3 separate regions of the Mus musculus genome follow, and all the other regions are linked to region 1. The links are chromatin loops, found by intact Hi-C in ENCODE. Cell type or tissue: heart. All regions are shown on one strand.

Region 1 (2,500 bases):
AGCCAAACACTACTGGCTGCGCATTGCACAACTCAAGGCCAGCCCAAGCAATACAGAGAAGCCCTGAACACCCACAGATCAGTCTGCGATCAGGCAAGGAAACATAGGCATGACTTGCTAGGAGGGGCCATCCCAGGAAGGTTCCTAGAGAAGATCATGCCCCCTTGTGACCACACTTGGGTGATAATGATAATAAAGCTGACCATAAGAGCAGAGGTGACTAGGGACAACTGCAGGTGAGAGTAAACTCTAGTTCGATGCTGAGAAATATGTTGGGCCCTTGTGTTTGAGCTGCAGCGGCAACTTTATGGCCCCTTTAAGAGCCACGTGCTACTTGCCCAAGATGATTGAGGACAATTCCCTGCAGGAGTGCACATCACCCTTTAGGGCAGGGGCTGCCATATGCAATATTGTGCAGTCCTCAAAAGTGGTTTTCAGTCTGTGGATGAAAGGATAGTGCGGCTTCCTTGATCAAGAACACTGGTTCCCACAGGTACAAGCAACTTCTGATTTCTGCCTCACACACAGGCCTGCTTTACGTACGTGCTCACCAGGTGAGCCTGTAGTAACTGATGCTCTATACGCAAGGGCTGTGCTGAGCGATCTCTATCCCTGCAGTCTGGCACCTAGGAAGAGAATGCATACTGAGTCCTTGAGGTTATAAGGTCACTGGCATTTTATTAAACGTAACATAAACCTTCAGGTGACTTCTGGAGCTCATCGTCTTTCTCTGATACATTGTGCCTTTCTCTAGAATAATTCCCAAGCATTGTTCATAGTGTGTGTGTGTGTGTGTGTGTGTGTGTGTGTGTGTGTGTATAGGAATCCAAGAAGGGCTTGTTTTTATGTGTATCCTAAGCATAGGAAGATGAGGAAGCAGTTTTAACTGCCCGGCTACTTTATTCATGTCTGCTTCTGGAACATGGCTGCACTGGAAGCTCAACCTTAGGTGGAAAACCCCAGCAGTGGTCAGGAGTTAGCTTCTAGGTCCCCTGCAGCAAGAAGTAAGAAATGCAAAAGCAGAACACACTGGTATTCAGATGTGCCACCTCACAGGAATTTGAGACCAGCAGAACACCTGTAAAAAGTTATTTAGAGGGTGTGTCCAACTCACAAGGTCTGTACCCCTCAGCTAAGGCATCGTCATGCACACTCCTGGTTGTCTTCTTTCTACCCGTGAACTCGGAAGTGCACTGAGAAAGACAGCTGTCTCTCTGTTCAGTCTCTCTCAAGGGCCCTCCTGAGTCTTCTCCTTTTTAACGATGGGAATAGAAATGATAGAAGCCTTACAAAACAGCGCTATCAGAGGCAGTGTGTGTTACGTGCAAAACTCAGTTTTATTGTTCCTCCCAAATAGTCCTCAGGGGTTGTACAATTTAGAAATGTAAACTTCAAGTGCACTGAAATAAAGAAAGTCTGACCTGTAAATGTTAAATAAACTGTTATAATAAATGTGTCTGTTGTGACCAAATAGTCCTTGTTTCGAAATAAATAAATTAAATAAATAAATAAATAAATAAATAAATGGTGCTCTTTGCAGCCCCCTTGTGGCTTGAAGGGGAAAGACAAGGAGAATCCAGAGTAGCTCCTATTCTCAAGGCCAATAAAACTTTTAGAGTAGAATGACAAATAGCTTTAAATGTGAAATGGATATATTCTAAGGGAAGAAAATTACGGATTTAAATTATTTTATATACAATTATTTACATAATCTAGACCTGTGGAAGCCTGCATTTGTTGTGGCTTTTTGTTCTCTCCCTCTCCTCTCATTTCCCATTCTTGGCAAACTCAGCAAGGTGTTACAGGAGGGGCTCTCTTCCCAAATTACTCCTTCTCTAATCCTTACTCACCGTGAGCTCCCCTGAAAGGATGAAATCTGCCTACCTGTCAAAGTGTCCGTACTGGAAGAACAGACTGTTCGGACGCTCGGTTTCTATCCTTATTTTCACCAGAACAACAGCAACAGCATAGTACATTGGTCCCTTCATACAGACAACCTTTTACCATACCACTTTTAAAAAGACATTTTCATGATGAATTTTTCTGTCTTCTCAAAAAAAGAAAAAAAGAAAGAAAGAAAAAAGGAAGAAAGAAAGAAAGAAAGAAAGGAAGAAAGAAAGAAAGGGAAAAAGAAACTCCTTGAGGAAGAGGAGAGGTACGTGTTAGAAAGACACCTGTGCATAAAATCTTTTCCATTTTATGTCACCAGAAATCAATAGATTAAAAAGAATAGGAGCACCTCTTTTCCCAAATTTATCACTTGCAAATGTCAGGAGAGGCCGCTCTCAAAGTCCAGACAAGGCAAATGGAATGGCCTGCTTCCCCAATTGCCCTGTCTCCGGAGAGATCCAGGCTGCTGTGCTTTTCATACCAGCTCAGCCAACAAACCTCTAAATCAAGCTGTCTCTACTTGGGAATCTTTTTCCAACAAGGACAAAAACTCTGTTTTCAAAATATCGCCAGACAGAATTCCAAGGACCATATGTCACCCGTTCACCTG
Region 2 (2,500 bases), 570 kb before region 1:
TGGACTTTTCACTAACCGTCAGTGGAATCAACAAGATATAAGCAAAAGATGATTCATAATTGGTAAATTCATGTAAATTAATCAGTTCACAGGTTTCCAGAGGAGCACATGAGCACGTTGGTCTGTCTAGTGGGCTTTGCCTGGTTTTATGACGCCAAATTCTCAGGGACATATCAGTGTATTGGACTGTCAGACAATTTGGCATTCCTAAGTGAAAACCCCAGTTTAAGACAAAGGTGATGGTTCCTTGTGGAATGTGCGCTGTGTGCTAGGTGCAGGGGAAACATAACAGACTCTAGAATTTTCCACACCCATCACTGGGGAAATGGTTGATCACAGAGGTGTGCAGAGTTGCTCAAAGTCACACAGAGAGAAACGAGAGACGTAGGATAGAGCATGTTGTTCTGACCCTATAATCTAGAAATGTGTAACCTCCAAGGCCATGCCTTCAAATTATTACTAGTATCTATAAAAATAAAAATGTTTAAATAGACATTCAAAGGACAAGATAATTATTTTAATTTAAATAATTCAGTGGTACCTGGAATAGTTTTGTTCTCATTAACTATATATTATTAGAGTTTTCGCCTGTCTAATTGTTTTTTTTTTTTACTGTTAGCCAACCATGATGGTTCTGTGTGCCACTAACAGTATATAAAAATGCAATAATCTACACTAGTACTGAGGCCAACCATTAATGGTGGTGAGTGTGTGATTTCAAATCTCTTCCAGGTATTTTCTAGCTTCCTGCCAGGAGAAGTTAGGCATCTCCCTTATGATATGGCTGACAGAGGCACACTAGGCAGGAACATGTCCTGGCTGCCTCTCTCCCTATGGCATTATCTTCCACCACTACTTTCCTGGATCCACTGTGTTGAAGAGACTCTGTGTTAGGTGCTCAGAGGGGAACCGTCCAAGGCTGAGCCCTCTAGGATCCCCTGCTCTGGTTTATTAGGCAGGTCATCACCACTAAGAGCTAAAAACTGCTGTGAGCTCCTGGGCCAGCAACTGGTCTTCTATAGATTAGGAGATGACCTCAGCCTGGGAGTCAGAGGTAATGTTGAATGAAGACATGCTTGCAACCATCAATAACGGGGGGTCAGAAAGGGGAAGCAGACAGAAGAGTTAAGCAGCACAGAAGCATGAAAGCATGCATACATGTGTGCTCCTGCATAACTATGGAAAAGTGTGAGTATGTGTGCATATGTGTCAATAGGGGGCAGAAGATGACCCTAGAGTCTGTCACTGTGGCTTGGTAGCGAACACAGTTAGCCTCCTCATTTAAGACTCTCGTAAAAAATGACTATTTCAACAGTAAGCGTAGAAATTTAAAACTACTAATAATAGCTCTTGGGCACTGGGCTATGTGCTCTGCATGCACCTCTCATAAATAGAAGGCAAAATGTGGACCAGGGTTACTGCTTTCTCTTGCATTGCCTGTGTGCGGGTGTCAGCTGCAGCAAAGCTCTCTGCTCCTGGACTGTGACCAGTGAGATCAGCAGGCTCTCCTTTTTTTTTCGGTCTGATTTTAGCCACAAATGAGGACAACAGAGGAGGGAAGGTCACGTGACTTAATGCACCTTGGCATGTAGCTCAGAAACCACCTCGGCTGGCCAGGTGTGAAATACCAACTATTTTTAGGGGCTCAGGAGGTCTGCCCTCTTGAGAACCTAATCACTAGGGACCAGTGTGGTTTAAGGTGGCAGGTAATTGGGACTATTATAGAAGCAGCTCTTCGGGGACTCAGGTCTACTGGTACCAGCACATCATTAGCAGTGGAGTTGAATGGGGGGTGGTGGGGAGCTGAAATTTGTGCTTTGGGAAGAGGTTTCGAAGGACGAAGGACGGCTCTCAAACAAGCATTGCCCTGTCAAGCCGAGTCCCCCTGACTTGCAGAAGGAATCCTCCCCTCCTTTCCTGTCTGCAGACTTCCTTCTCTGCTGGCTTCTTTACTGCCCACAGCATCTGCTCTTGCTTTCTGTGTAACTGTGCCTTTCTCCCCAGCAGAGAATAGAAACTAATCCTTCCTTCAGCAATGGTCCTAATAATGAAACTGATGAGAATAACATCCTGGAAATCCCCGCCTCCCACCCAGATCTTAGTCATATGGGCACGTGAGACCCAGCCTTCTGCTCTGTAAGTGGTAAACGAAAAGCTGGATTCTATCCTTTGAACACCTTTAGCTTTTCTTCTAATGATCAGAAAAATACACGCCCACTGCAAGACAGTTTTGCAGCCACAGAAAAAGGGGAAAGAAGGGGAATCAAATCATCTTTCACCGTGCTTCTCAGAGGACACTGCTGTTAACATCAAGTACCCCTTTCTTCTGGGTATCTCTTTCTTCCATGGCCTCCATCATGCTATGTGCATACTGCAAAGTCTGCATGTCACTTCGTTTCACTTGCCACACAGCACAGTGTCATCCTTCCTGCTACTAACATGGGTGTCTTACACTTGGTTAAGCTGTCTGCTCCTCCTCCTGCTGATCATCTGAATGTTT
Region 3 (2,500 bases), 730 kb before region 1:
GGAGATGTCTGAGTACCAAGGAGAGGCTCAGATTCACACTGCAAGTGTTAGTGCTCAGACTGCAGGACTGGAGGTCGCATCCACACAATGACATCAGTCAAAAAGGGCCATAGAGCCTGCAGGTGACTAAACTGAAGTTCCATATGCTTAGAGCTGGTACTGCTCTGGTTCTCTGTCTTCTCAGACCTGCTCCTTTCTGAATAATCTGCCACAGAGAGAAAGCTATTGACACTCAGAAACATCATTTCTACCCAGATCTTTACAGAGAGAAGCAGAACAATTTGTTGATCTAACGTAGAGAGGAAGGTGGGGGGCTTGGAGCAAAATTCGTAATTCTTTTTTCAGAAGTCTTTAACTTCATAATACCACACTGCTATTTACAGACTGGACTGTTTTCATGGTGAAAACAGGAATAATGATCAAGAAAATGCACCCATAATGAATAAAGATGCTGCGATATACAGTAGGCTGGAATTGCTGGCTGCAGGCACCTCAGATGTAGATCCCACCCTGCAGAGGCTCATAGCCCTCCACTGCACGTGGTGACTTACCAGGGGACTTGTGTATCCACCATCTCCTCGTCAATAATACGCTGGGCCTGTGGGTGATTTCTCCGTCTGGCATTCCATCCACCCACACAGGAACACACTGATTTTGTTAGCTAGCTCCTGGTCCTGAGTAAAAGCTGTTTATACAACGGTGTCACTCACCATGGATAGCAGCCTCTCCGTACCCAGGGATACACTGTGTGTGTCCACCCAGCCATGCAGACAGTCTAAGTTTGAGTTTATTTGTGTCACTCCATATCTTGTATCATTACATTTGGGGACATGTCCTCACACTCTACAACTCTATTGTGTCACCTCTTAATTAGCCCCTGCCCCTTCCTTATTGCCTGGAGTTTCAGGAGACCTCACTCCATTGTGTGATGCTATAGCACAACATAACAGACCGGGGGGGGACAGTTGCTAAAGCAACTAAACGAGACTGGTAAATTAAAGATTTGGGGCAGAGAGGCCAGCACCTGGAATTCTTGCCTTGTCATTCCTCGGTAGAGGGATAAGTTTGCTCTTTGACTGACAGTGACCTTAAGGTGTAACCCTCGAGCTCTGAGTCCTTCTTCCAGGCCCCAGCGGTTAGAGGGGCAATTAAATCTCAAGGTGATTTGGAGGGGACAAACATCCAAACCACAGTTCAGGTGAGCCCAGCCTTTTGAGCACCTTGTCTGTGCAGTTCCTTTTCTGGCCTCTAGGTGGAGGACGAGTTTCTGTTCACGAGCAGCTCTTTTCTCTCTCACTGATTGCTGATTTGTCAATCTGTATTCAGATTTGGTGAATCAATGACTTTTATTTAAAGAAGTATGGATGAGGGGGTTACTGGCAGGAGCAGAAATGACTCGAAGACATCTGCATCACCAAAGCCTGCCCTGCTCCGAGCATGGCCCAGAAAGCTGGAACCTTGGACTACACAGCCTGCTGGCAACTCCTCAGGCTGGAGAGTCTCTTCAAGGCACTTCGACTGCTTTGAGAATATCTCTAAGGAGGCTTTCTTCCTTATCTGTGCTTGGGGAGAGAATAGGCTAGTGTATCCTGTTGGTTTCAGGGACTTTTCTGGAGGCTTAGTTGTTTCCTTCCTGAGCTTAAGGAACTTCCCTGCAGGGTGGGAAGTGTCACTTCCCTTCAGAACTTCCTGTGTCTTAATTATCTTCCTCCCAAGGTATCTTGGAGGAAATTGCTTCATAACACCCACCCTGCCTAGGGTCTGTGAGGGGCTCTAGTAGTTCTGAGCATGGCAAACACGGCACTAACAAGTTTTGCTCCTCATCCTTCTCCCCCTGGTTAAAAACTGTTAGATTACGTTCCCAAAGTTAGGTCCCAAGGTCCACTGCCTTGTTCGACCACTGGCTAATTTCTGAGACTAAACATGAAGGTCCAACAATCAAAATTCATTATTTGGCCAACTGGTCCAATCAGGTCTTACCAGCTCACCCTAGCACAGACTGCCGCCCCCCCTTTTTCCTCTTAAAATCCCGCTCCTGCAGGAATAACTACTGTTGCTCCCTCGCTTGCCGCTTCTGCTGCCTTTGCAACTCCTTTCCTCCCTCTACCCGACTTGAGCAGGACTCTGCTATTCTTAGAGGGCTACACGGTCTATGCAGCGGATACGTTTTCTTATCTTGTGGCTGGTCGTGCAAAGTAAGGCCCCTAAACATTTCTAATCTCCGGCTGAAGTGTGTGCATCTTGCGTGTAGAGTCCAATGGCAAGTCTGCATTGACCGAATGAGCAAGGCCAGGACTGGTCTTTGCTGACCATGAGAGGGACACTTAAAAATATTTTATTAATTCTTTGGAAATTTCATATGGTGTATTTTGGTCAGATTCACCCCCACTGCTGCCTGTAACTCCTTCTAGTTCTTTCTCTATCTCCTTACCTCCTGACTTCCTGCCATAAAAACAAAACAAAACAACAACAATAAACCATCGGCTCAATTTGTGCTGTG

What was found. Peaks named below come from ENCODE experiments on the same cell type or tissue, not always from the same donor. Only the 100,000 strongest peaks of a DNase experiment are listed, where the experiment ranks them.
Region 2: a loop joins it to region 1, with 11 times the contacts of the local background. A loop is called at or near these places in 10 of 42 quality-filtered maps.
Region 3: it touches region 1 in a loop (7-fold over the local background); 8 of 42 quality-filtered maps call a loop at or near these places.

Annotation. Positions count from the first base shown.
Region 1 is chr9:98,029,385-98,031,884 of GRCm38, forward strand. All of the region lies in intron 1 of Clstn2 (calsyntenin 2), which reads right to left. Among named protein-coding and RNA genes, the nearest start is that of Clstn2, 2.5 kb to the right of the region's middle. In heart, a CTCF peak has its summit at 1,554 (motif pointing left); no DNase peak of the experiment used is centred here; H3K4me3 peaks cover 217 bases; H3K27me3 peaks cover 1,212 bases.
Region 2 is chr9:97,458,713-97,461,212 of GRCm38, forward strand. All of the region lies in intron 12 of Clstn2 (calsyntenin 2), which reads right to left. Among named protein-coding and RNA genes, the nearest start is that of Gm25607, 20 kb to the left of the region's middle. In heart, a CTCF peak has its summit at 1,229; no DNase peak of the experiment used is centred here.
Region 3 is chr9:97,294,732-97,297,231 of GRCm38, forward strand. No RefSeq gene overlaps it. Among named protein-coding and RNA genes, the nearest start is that of Gm33357, 3.9 kb to the left of the region's middle. In heart, a CTCF peak has its summit at 1,238 (motif pointing right); no DNase peak of the experiment used is centred here.